Regions from separate parts of the Homo sapiens genome. Here regions 2 and 3 are each linked to region 1. Evidence: chromatin contacts called from ENCODE Hi-C data. All regions are on one chromosome and are shown on one strand. Each heading gives the region's core, a stretch centred on a gene start or an enhancer-like site at or near the end of the contact. The rest is flanking DNA. Distances are from core to core; before and after follow the strand shown. Region 1 holds the start of SLC33A1 (solute carrier family 33 member 1). Region 2 holds the start of MFSD1 (major facilitator superfamily domain containing 1). Region 3 holds the start of LXN (latexin).

The links. A loop is a pair of places that touch in the nucleus more often than their neighbours do. Pooled maps may share reads with other maps.
Region 2: a map of B cell shows a loop between it and region 1 (14-fold over the local background). The contact joins the promoter of MFSD1 here to the promoter of SLC33A1 in region 1. A Hi-C loop is called at or near these places in 2 of 168 maps with a recorded cell type or tissue (B cell and naive thymus-derived CD4-positive, alpha-beta T cell) and 10 of 50 pooled maps.
Region 3: a loop to region 1 is called in a pooled map, with 6 times the contacts of the local background. The contact joins the promoter of LXN here to the promoter of SLC33A1 in region 1. A Hi-C loop is called at or near these places in 6 of 50 pooled maps.

What each region holds. Positions count from the first base shown.
Region 1 is chr3:155,852,711-155,856,371 of GRCh38, reverse strand. SLC33A1 (solute carrier family 33 member 1) reads left to right here and starts at 1,945. Exons shown (of 6, transcript NM_004733.4): 1 at 1,945-3,149. The coding sequence starts at 2,375. LOC105374174 (a long non-coding RNA gene) reads right to left here and starts at 1,619. Exons shown (of 3, transcript XR_924607.4): 1 at 1,294-1,619. RefSeq lists enhancers at 1,358-1,917, 2,288-2,357.
Region 2 is chr3:158,800,089-158,803,749 of GRCh38, reverse strand. It overlaps MFSD1 (major facilitator superfamily domain containing 1), which reads right to left and starts at 1,696. Exons shown (of 16, transcript NM_022736.4): 1 at 1,435-1,696. The coding sequence starts at 1,597.
Region 3 is chr3:158,670,816-158,674,476 of GRCh38, reverse strand. LXN (latexin) reads left to right here and starts at 1,829. Exons shown (of 6, transcript NM_020169.4): 1 at 1,829-2,127; 2 at 3,458-3,520. The coding sequence starts at 1,999. All of the region lies in intron 13 of GFM1 (G elongation factor mitochondrial 1), which reads right to left. RefSeq lists enhancers at 1,456-1,645, 1,956-2,005, 1,427-2,019, 2,446-2,505, 2,020-2,612.

The DNA of each region.
Region 1 (3,661 bases), core at 696-3,195:
TAATCTGTCCAAGGCACAACTACTGTTAGAGCCAGGGTTTGAATCCAGCACAATATAAATCCCACTCATGGTTGTTTTGGTTTAATCTTGATTGGACTTAAATGACACCGTTCTTTTCTTTAACACCCAGACTGGAGTGCAATGGCATGATCTCGGCTCACTGCAACCTCCGCCTCCCGGGTTCAAACGATTCTCCAGCCCCAGCCTCCCGAGTATCTGGGACTACAGGCATGAGCCACCACACCCAGCTGATTTTTGTATTTTTAGTAGAGACAGGGTTTCACCATATTGGCCAGGCTTGTCTTGAACCCCTGACCTCAAGTGATCTGCCCGCCTCAGCCTCTCAAAGTGTTGGGATTACAGGTGTGAGCCACCGCGCCCGGCCAACACTGTTCTTTTCTGCAATCTATTCTTCTACTTAACAAAGATTAGAGGACTTTACAGTTGCCTTTTTTTTTTTTTTCCAGACGGAGTCTCACTCTGTCGCCAGGTTGGATTGCAGTGGCACGATCCCGGTTCACTGCAACCTCCGCCTCCCAGGTTCAAGCGAGTCTCCTGTCTCAGCCTCCCAAGTAGCTGGGGCTACAGGCGCGCGCCACCAGGCCGAGCTAATTTTTTGTATTTTTAGTAGAGACGGGGTTTCACCGTGTTGGCCAGGATGGTCTCAATCTCTTGACCTCGTGATCCACCCGCCTCGGCCTCCCAAAGTTCTGGGATTATAGGCGTGAGCCACTGTGCCTAGCCTGCCATTACGTTTGTAATCCCAGCACTTTGGGAGGCCGAGGCAGGCGGATCACGAGGTCAGGAGTTCGAGACCAGCCTGGCCAACATAGTGAAACCCCGTCTCTACTAAAAATACAAAAATTAGCCGGGCGTGGTGGCGCGTGCCTGTAGTCCCAGCTACTCGGGAGGCTGAGGCAGGAGAATCGCTTGAACCCGGGAGGTGGAGGCTGCAGCGAGCCGAGATGGCCCTACTGAACACCAGCCCAGGCGACAGTGTGAGATTCCTCTCAAAAGAAAAAAAAATAATAATCTTTCTGCCAGAGGTGAGAGAGCAGAAAAAAAATTAATCAGATTCTCAAATTCCTGTACGTCTCTTAGTAGAGACGGGTTTCTCCTTGTTGGTCAGGCTGATCTTGAACTCCCAATCTCAGGTGATCCGCCCGCCTCGGCCTTCCAAAGTGCTGGGATTACAGGCGTGAGCCACCGCGCCCGGCCACAAGACGTTTTATTGCAACATAAAAACAGGATGTAACGAGTCTTCCAATCACCAATGTAATTAGAGTTGGTTACCAAGTTTCCCCACGCGTCTTCCACCATGAGGGAGAAACGGACTGCAGACAAACCTAGCACCCCTTGAGCAGTTTAATTCGTACTATAAATATGTAGGCACCGTAAGGACGCGATTCTCCAGTTTGCCAGGCCTTTTTCTATCCTTTTGGGGGCACAAGGCGACCTTGCCTCCTGATTCAAAAACTTCGTAAACGTCAATCCTTCTACCCTTTTCTGGTCAGCCCACGAAAGCAGCAGCATGGCACAACTCCCAGCCTAGAGTTCGGGCACTGCCTGTCGTCAGCATAACGAAGAAACCTACACCCACGAAGACTTCAGACCCCACGTGATTACATCACTCAACCACCAGCGCTGGCCTGGAGGAACCCGCTGTCACGTGACCGCTCGTGCCCAATGACCGAGGCCCACGCTTTCCAGACCGCCACAGTCGCTGTCACAGGGCCTGAGTTTGGGCGGCGCCCCGCCCCGGCCGCACGGTGCGCCGGCGTTAATCCTCCCCGAAGGTTCCGGCAGCCAAGATTGCAGGTTCCCACCAAGCATTGTTTCCGAACTGGGCCACGAGAGCGTGTCCCTGATTGGCTTGCTCTGGAGGCTGGGAAGGGACCTGTTAGAGACTGGGACCACTTCCTGAAGCGCGAGGCAGGAAGTTATATGCTTTTTCTGGAGTCCTGTAGAGAAAGTGCTCTCTGCCGCATTGATAGCAGCGAGAGCTGGAGGTGTTGGGTCGGGAGACCAGCCGTTCGATCCCGCCGCAGGTAGGAGCTGGTTTCCATCCTGGCACCACGGCACACACCTCCAGCCTCGAGCCCGGCGCTGCTGCCCGGGGGTCTCCTTCAGGCTCTTTGACGCCGTTCCAGGGGGCACCTATCCAGGCATCCTCTGGGCCTCTAGCCAGAGGACTGGCTCCCGGCTTCAGCACTCCGGGCTGCAGTAAGAAGTGCCCTTATCGCTCTGAGCCCTGCCACCATCCCGTGAACCACCGAAACCCTGGTCCAGCGCGACAGCCTTGGACCTGGGACTGGACGGATCCAAAACGCTCAGCCTCGGCCCCCCACAGACGGGGCTCTGCATCGTCTCTGATATGTCACCCACCATCTCCCACAAGGACAGCAGCCGGCAACGGCGGCCAGGGAATTTCAGTCACTCTCTGGATATGAAGAGCGGTCCCCTGCCGCCAGGCGGTTGGGATGACAGTCATTTGGACTCAGCGGGCCGGGAAGGGGACAGAGAAGCTCTTCTGGGGGATACCGGCACTGGCGACTTCTTAAAAGCCCCACAGAGCTTCCGGGCCGAACTAAGCAGCATTTTGCTACTACTCTTTCTTTACGTGCTTCAGGGTATTCCCCTGGGCTTGGCGGGAAGCATCCCACTCATTTTGCAAAGCAAAAATGTTAGCTATACAGACCAAGCTTTCTTCAGTTTTGTCTTTTGGCCCTTCAGTCTCAAATTACTCTGGGCCCCGTTGGTTGATGCGGTCTACGTTAAGAACTTCGGTCGTCGCAAATCTTGGCTTGTCCCGACACAGTATATACTAGGACTCTTCATGATCTATTTATCCACTCAGGTGGACCGTTTGCTTGGGAATACCGATGACAGAACACCCGACGTGATTGCTCTCACTGTGGCGTTCTTTTTGTTTGAATTCTTGGCCGCCACTCAGGACATTGCCGTCGATGGTTGGGCGTTAACTATGTTATCCAGGGAAAATGTGGGTTATGCTTCTACTTGCAATTCGGTGGGCCAAACAGCGGGTTACTTTTTGGGCAATGTTTTGTTTTTGGCCCTTGAATCTGCCGACTTTTGTAACAAATATTTGCGGTTTCAGCCTCAACCCAGAGGAATCGTTACTCTTTCAGGTAGTGTATTTAAGCTATTATGGTGTTAGGTTTATTTATCCTTTTGAAAGAGTGTGTGACGTTGGAGGGAAGCTCATTAATTTACTGGAAATCATTGTATGGGAGATAACTCAAGGTAAGTTTTCTGTTTCGTCCAAATGAGCTTCTTTGAAATATTAAAGCCAAAATGAATGATATTAGAGCAATCAAATGATCACTATGCGGTTAACAGGGAGAGGCAACCCATCAAATAACACAACCGAGTCCAGGGATTCATGCCACTTGCTTAATACACAAATGCACACTTTTAAAAAGTGTGGCTCATATGGTTCACATTTTTCCTTTTGTCTTGTTGGTTTTAGGTTTCTAGCTCTATACTTTCTAATCCATTTCTACCCCTACCGTTGTACCCAGAATCCAGCCTTCTAGTGAATGGAACAGGGTTTATTCGTTCAAACATTATTGAACCAGCTAAGGGACGGGATTCTAAGGCCTCTAATGAATAAGGCAGAGTTCTGCACTCAAGAAATAAG
Region 2 (3,661 bases), core at 447-2,946, 2.9 Mb before region 1:
CTGGAAAGAGAGAAGTAGGGAGAGATCTGACCATGCACTCGGATTTATTTTAAAGATAAAATAATTGAGATTCCTTCGTAGGCTACAAGAAAATATTGCCTCCATAGCTCTACTAACTCTACAAGTGCACGAGGCTATTGGTTCTAATGACAATAAAAACTGTCATTAGAAAGGAATGAATCTGGCTTCTGAATTCTAGGCAGATAACCAGAATTTACCAAAAACTGTCTGTCTGCTTGAGTGGGGACCATTTTTTTTAATGTTTTATTGTTGTTCTTTCTTTGTTGTGGTGGTGGTTGTTTCTAAACCCTGCTTTAATCTCTTTTAAGGATTCAACGTCCTGCTTTAAAGCTAATGGATGGGCATCATCTTTTAAAAAACAGGGGAGGGGGGAAAAAGGAGTTGCAAGGAAACCAAAGCCCAAAGCATCCTTCATGTCTACTTATATGTTCAGCGCTAGAATAGTTATCCACCATAATGTTCTTAAACCTGCTGATTACACGGGCTCCAGCTAGCCTCCTGAAAAACACATTCATACCAAATTAATATTAGAATTTTGCTTAATAAATTAAAAACTGTAACATAGGAAGGAAAATTTTTTTCTAATTATCAAGAAACTGTTTTCGGAGACATCAGATTTCATAAGAGAAACCAACCACTGTCAAGACTACCACAAGTCCCGTCCAATATGATTGCTTCACAGTGGCAGAGTGGAAGATTAAGAGAACAATATCTATTCACTGAAGCTATCAGCAAGACACACTCATACATTTTCTCAAAGAGGGTGAAAAATATATAGAAGACTGCCGACGAAATCATTCACGTTTTTTAAAAGCTGGACAACATTGTAAGACCCTGTGTCTAAAAATAATAATAATAATAAAGCCGGGTGTGGTGGCGCCCCATCTGTGGTCCCAGCTACTCGGGAGGCTGAGGCGGGAGGATTGCTTGAACCCAGGAGGTGGAGGCTGCAGTAAGCCACTTTCACAACACTGCACTCCGGGCTGGGTGACAGAGCAAGCCCCTGTCTCACCTAAAACCAAACAAACAAAAGTTGTTTAGGAACAGTTAAAGCTTTCTGAATTTCCTCCGACCACGTGTGCCAAAAGAGGAACCTTGAAAATCTGGAGTTACCTTCATATCTATCGCCTCTAGGGCGAGTCGCTAGCCCCTGGGACTTACTGAAGAGCAAAGGAGTGCCACAAAACTCGCCCAGCTCAGTCCCTCGACCTCCACGTTCCGGACGCGGAGTAACTAGCAACATCCACAGGTGTGGCTGGAATCGATCGCAAAGGGGAAAATAAGGAGGCCCAGGAGCTTAAGACAGAAGCTGCGCTGAGGCCCCGTGGCACCAGTGACCACGATGACGATCTACCTCGAAGAGAAAGTCGGGAATTCCTTAAAGATCAGCCCCAACCCACCCGGCCGGCTCACCAAAGCCAAGGAAGCACATCAGTAACAGCACCAAAAGCCGGTGCGCCAGGCGACTGGGGTCGCAGAGGGCCGGCAGGGCTCCAGGGGCGGCCGGGGCACCTCTGTCGGCCTCGTCAGGGCCGCCTGCCAGGAGCGCCCGCGCTTCCTCATCCTCCTCCTCCATTGCGCCCGCAGGAGACGGAGAGGGGAAAGTGGTGACAACTCCAAACCCAGGCAGGAAGCAGCGCCCGTGGAACACTGTCAAGACGGCGGTCACATGACTCCGGGAGCTCACGTGACGCCCCGGCAGGTCACGCAGGGCCACGCCCATGTGAGCGGCCGCGAGCGCTGGGAGGACGGACCCAGCGGTCGATGACAGGGCCTGGCGCGGTTCGCTTTTCCTGGGTGACTGTGTTCGTGGGGCTGAGGCCCTCGAGGTGCCCACTTCCAGCTTTCCACCAATTACTGCACTGTCTTTCCGTTTCCTGCCCCGCTGACGCGTACACCTATTTCAGACTCAGCGCAGCTCCGCGGGGAGAAAAGTGCGGGGCTCCCTCTCGGCTCCACACCAGACTCCGGAGTAGTTCGAACTGCGCTGGGGTCGCCAAGACGCGCGCTGCCCTTCTCCCAGCACTGCCCTCCCCAGCGTCTTTGACCACTCTTAATACCCACAAACTTGATCGGACAATTTCTGGTGTGTCCAGCCATGTGTCACGTACTGGGAATACAAAATAGAATGAGGCAAGCTCCCTGACCTCAAAGATTTCAGAGTTCAGTTGGAGAAATCGACAGAATCTGGTACTTTTAAAACTAAACATGATGAATGAATGTGGTGAGAACAGCGGCAGAAAATGGCACTGAATTCCATAGAAATATCTGGAAAGGTCATTTCAAAAGGGGAGAAAAGGTGCGTAGTTTAGCCAGCTTTCAGGGCAAGGGAGTGAGGGGCGCTGAAGCTCCTTGAAGTTGAAACCCAGGCTAGAATGAGTAAGAATGCGCCAGTCAGGGTGCTTGTTTGAGCGGGTTGGTTGCAGGGCGGGCAGTTACGAGGGATAATAAAGACAAAAGCGTGAAACAGAACTGGGTGTGTATGTGTTTGTGTTGAACGACAGAGAAGGAACTCGAGTAGAAACACTAAACCTGTTTCAAGAAGAGCCATGCAAGGATTTTGAGCACAGCAGCAGGACTGCAAGCTTTGTGTTTTAAAAAACATTCGGTCTGCCAGCACAGCACCATCGTCGCTTTCTGGGAGCCCTCAGGCTTTACTAACAGAATTTTGAGGGCGTCAAAGCTAGAGGCTGAAAACTGTGAGGATTATTAGGAAGATGCTGCAGTCGTAACGATTAGAGATGACGAGGGCCTGTTAGCAATAAAAAGCAGGAATGGCACAGAAGAAAATCAGTAATTATTTAGGAGGTAAAATGGGAATAACTGTAAATAATAGCCTATGCGATCTGAAAGAGAGGAAAGACTTGAGAGTGTCTCCCAGATTTCTAGCTTGGGCCGCCAATAGAGATCAAAATTTAGAGAGAGAAGGAGGTAGGAGAGAGTGTCAAGGATCAGGTGCTGCCTTTGAGATGTCTATACATATCTCCACTTTCACAGTCCATTCTCTCTTCAGCTCCAGTGGAGGAGCTCCCGATCTAATAAAACTGTCTTGCCGAGAGGAGTAATAACTCCATCTTTCCAAATACATTAGTCACTTCTCTGTCATCTTACTCAACTTCTATCAATTGATGGAATTGACAGCCACTCCTTTTTAGCCTCCTTGGCACCATACTTGCCTTGTGTTCCTCCCACTTTGCTGGCCTATCTCATTTGCTGTCTCATTTGTCAGCTCCTCCTCTTCTATTCAAAATCTAGATGTTCAATGATGCAAGACCCATTCCTGAGCTCTCTTCCACTCATCCATTCCCATAACTTTAAATACCCTCCCTCTGCTGTCCAGTAGGTAGCCATGTGTGGCTGTTGATCATTTGTAATGTGGATAGTTGGAAAGGAGATGTGCAATACGTATAAAATACACACCAGATTTCAAAGACTTGTATGAAAAATAGAATAACCTCCTAATTTGAATACTGATTACATGTTGAAATAATATTTTGCAGATATTAGGTTAAATGTATATATATTAAAACTGGCCGGGCACAGTGACTCACGCCTGTAATCCCAGCACTTTGGGAGGCCGAGGTGGGTGGATCACCTGAGGTCAAGAGATCGAGACCATCCTGGCCAACATGGTGAAACC
Region 3 (3,661 bases), core at 580-3,079, 2.8 Mb before region 1:
GACAGTGTAAGTTCGTATCTGACAACCCCATCGAAAATTGGCTGATATTCTGTATTTGCAAAAATATTGCCATGGGTGGGTCAGGGTTTAACAAATGCTGAACTAAGAAACGTGGAGAGGCCAGGCACGGTGGCTCATGCCTGTAATCCTAACACTTTGGGAGGCAGAGGAGGGAGGATTGCCTGAACTCAACATGGTGAAACCCCATCTCTACTAAAATACAAAAAAATTAGCCAGGTGTGGTGAAGTGCACCTGTAGTCCCAGATACTAGGGAGGCTGAGGCAGGAGAAATGCTTGAACCTGGGAGGTGGAGGTTGCAGTGAGCCGAGATCACGCCACTGCACTGCAGCCTAGGCAACAGAGCGAAACTCTGTCTCCAAAAAAAAAAAAAAAAAGGTCATGTGTGAAAGACAGTGTCTCGCAAAGCAAATTTCTCATACACGGACAAGACTGAGAAAAGTTTCATTGACATTTGATACAAGATGATGGGCAAGCAGACAGATGGTATTTAAAGGCAAAGTCAATCAGAACCCCCAAATCCCAGGAGACAATAATAAGCATGAAACTGAGGCCAAAGTCCAGAATCCAGATTTACTGCAGAATCTACATAATCAGAAAGAGATACACCTCAAGAGTCTTGGGTGTGTGCATTACTACCAAGTTAAAGGTCCTGGCCAGGCATGGTGGCTTATGCCTGTAATCCCAGCACTTTGGGAGGCTAAGGTGGGTGGATCACCTGAGGTCAGGAGTTTGAGACCAGCCTAGCCTAAACCCGTCTCTACTAAAAATACAAAAAACTAGCCGGGCATTGTGGTGGGCACCTGTAATCCCAGCTACTCTGGAGGCTGAGGCAGGAGAACTGCTTGAACCCAGGAGGCGGACGTTGCAGTGAGCCGAGATAGCACCATTGCACTCCAGCCTAGGCAACAAGAGTGAAATTCCATCTCAAAAAAAAAAAAAAAAAAAAGAAAAGAAAAGAAAAAAAGGTCTCAATCCAGGCAGCGAAGACCTTGGCCAAACTTTGGTAGAATCTCCAAGTTATCCTAGCCCAATTAACCTAAGACCACCAAGGATAAACCTGTACTTCTACAAAGTCAGGTTTATAGGCCCATTGCAATGAGGTAGACCACATACCAGAGAGAGTGCTTTGTATAAGTTCAGTTTTTAAGTTTATTTTAATCCTTGAAGTAAAATATTCAAAATGACTCAAGTTGGAAGCATGGCGTTACATCAAAACTTATCATTTTAAGATTAGTAAAGGAGAGGGGTACAGGTGCATTTTTTTATTTCTCCTGATCCAAATTACATAATCTCCCAATTTAATACTATAGTTTGCAGATTCTCATACTTTGATTTGGGCAGAACTGGTCCAAACCCACAAAAAGCTGAGGATGAGCAAGCCTCTTCCTGGACTCTCATAAGGGGAAGGGAAATGAAGGAATCGAATCACTACCTGGAGTACTGTGTACCTTGCCCTGCCAGGGACGCTGCATGCGGTGTATAAGGAAGTTGTGCTCCAGTATGCAAGCGAAGCAACCAGACTTTTTTCCCATGGACAGGAAACTAGAGTCTTCAGAGATGTCCTATATCAGCGAAAGCCCCACCCTGCACTTCTATAAAGGTTAATGAAACGAAAGATGCAATCCCAGCGAACCTAGCCCACTGACTCCCTCCCCACACCTCCACCTGCTGGTGCCTGACAAGCATGCTGGCCTCTCCTCCAGTAGGAACCAGCAGGCGGAGTAAGGAAGCCCGCTGCAGGCAGTAGTGGGGCGGGGCCTCAGAAGCAGTCAGCCCAGGGCTCTCGGATGCAGGGAGCCTGGGCCCAAACAGCAGCTTCCGGAGTCGGAAGGAGCTGAGGAAGAAGACTGACTGAAGGAGCTTGCGACTTTTCCGCCTCGGCAACCGGACCCAGCAGCAAGCAGGACGGGCGGCGCTCTGCTACTGGTCCCGTTAAGCCAGAGTAGCCCAAGCCCTGAAGTCACTGCTCATCCGGAATGGAAATCCCGCCGACCAACTACCCAGCCTCCAGGGCGGCCTTGGTGGCACAGAACTACATCAACTACCAGCAGGGGACCCCGCACAGGGTGTTTGAGGTGCAGAAGGTCAAACAAGCCAGCATGGAGGTGAGTTTAGCAGGGGGTGGTGGACAGCAGAGGCTTCAGGATTGCGCTCCCTCCACTCACCCGCGGTCTCAGCCTTTGGGTGCAGACACTCCGTGCCACCCCCTACCCACCTTCTGTTTTAGGACACACTGCTGGTATCTGGTCTTGAGATATTAAGGTTTCTGGGGGAATGTCTATACTCCAGTCTCTGGAGACAGCCCGGGACTGTTTTCACCTTAAGGCAGAGACAAAGTTTTTACGCACACAGTTACAAGAAAACGGGAACACGCTCTAGGTAAGGGGCAGCACTTTCCTTAAGTGTAAACTGTAGAAACCATTCAAAAGACTACTAAGGCTGCCACGTTTCTCATCTGCTACTCTGATCTGGACCAACAAAAGCTCCCATCTTCCAAGACTCTATTGCCTACATTTTAAGACAAATCCTTATCAGACCCTTTGACCAAAATGAAGGGGGAAACAAACAGCAAGAGAAACTGACAATCAAAGTCAAAGAATAAAAGCACTGTGGGCTGACGCTGGCCTTTAGCCACCCAAACACCGCTACCACATGACTGCCTTAAATGATGTGCACCCTCTGCTAAAGGCTTGAATTAAATGTTTAAGGCCTCAGCAATCACTAACGAGGTTTGTTTTCATTTTACGAAAATCTACTGGATTTGAGATTATCCCTTATTTATCTGACAGAATTTTAACTGCTAACAGTCTTTTAGAGGTGACACAGTAGATCTTATTTTGAAACTGTACCAGATAACAGAATTAGGTATAAATTTTCAATCTGTATCTTGATTTAAAAGTGAAATACCATTTCTTAGTCTTATATAATTTGTTAATCATTTTGCAGTTTCACTAATGTATAAGTAAAAACAATACTTAATTGTATTAAGTCTCCAATTGCTTTGCAGTAATCTGCCTCAAAATGAAATTCACATTCATTGAACATTATTTGGAGGGTACACTGAGCTTTATGAAAAAATCTTTTCAAAGGTGATATTGTCATCTTTAGAATTAAACGCTGTTTCAAACTTTCTTATGTAGAGACTTTAAGATCACAGATCCAGGGGTTAAATAAAGTCTTTTGATGATTGAAAGTGAATTGTGCCCAATTTGTATGCTTTTATCCTACTCTTTTGTTTTCATCCAAAATAAACTTGATAGGGGACTTGCTAAATTAGATGTTACATTCATGGTGACATGCCTTTTTCAAGACCTAAGGCTTTCACCATTCCCCTTCAGCCAGCCCCTCCAACCAAATGAGATGCATACTTCTAACAATGCAAGTATAATGTTGTTATAATATTTTCTTGTCTCCACTACATTTTCTTAATTTTAGGATATTCCAGGAAGAGGACATAAGTATCACCTTAAATTTGCTGTTGAAGAAATTATACAAAAAGTAAGTTAAATTTCTTTTTTCTTTGAGACAGGGTCTCACTCTATCACCCAGGCTGAAGTGCAGTGGCAGAACATGGCTCACTGCAGCCTCAACTTCCCGGGCTCAGGCCATCTTCCCACCTCAGCCTCCCCAAATAGCTGG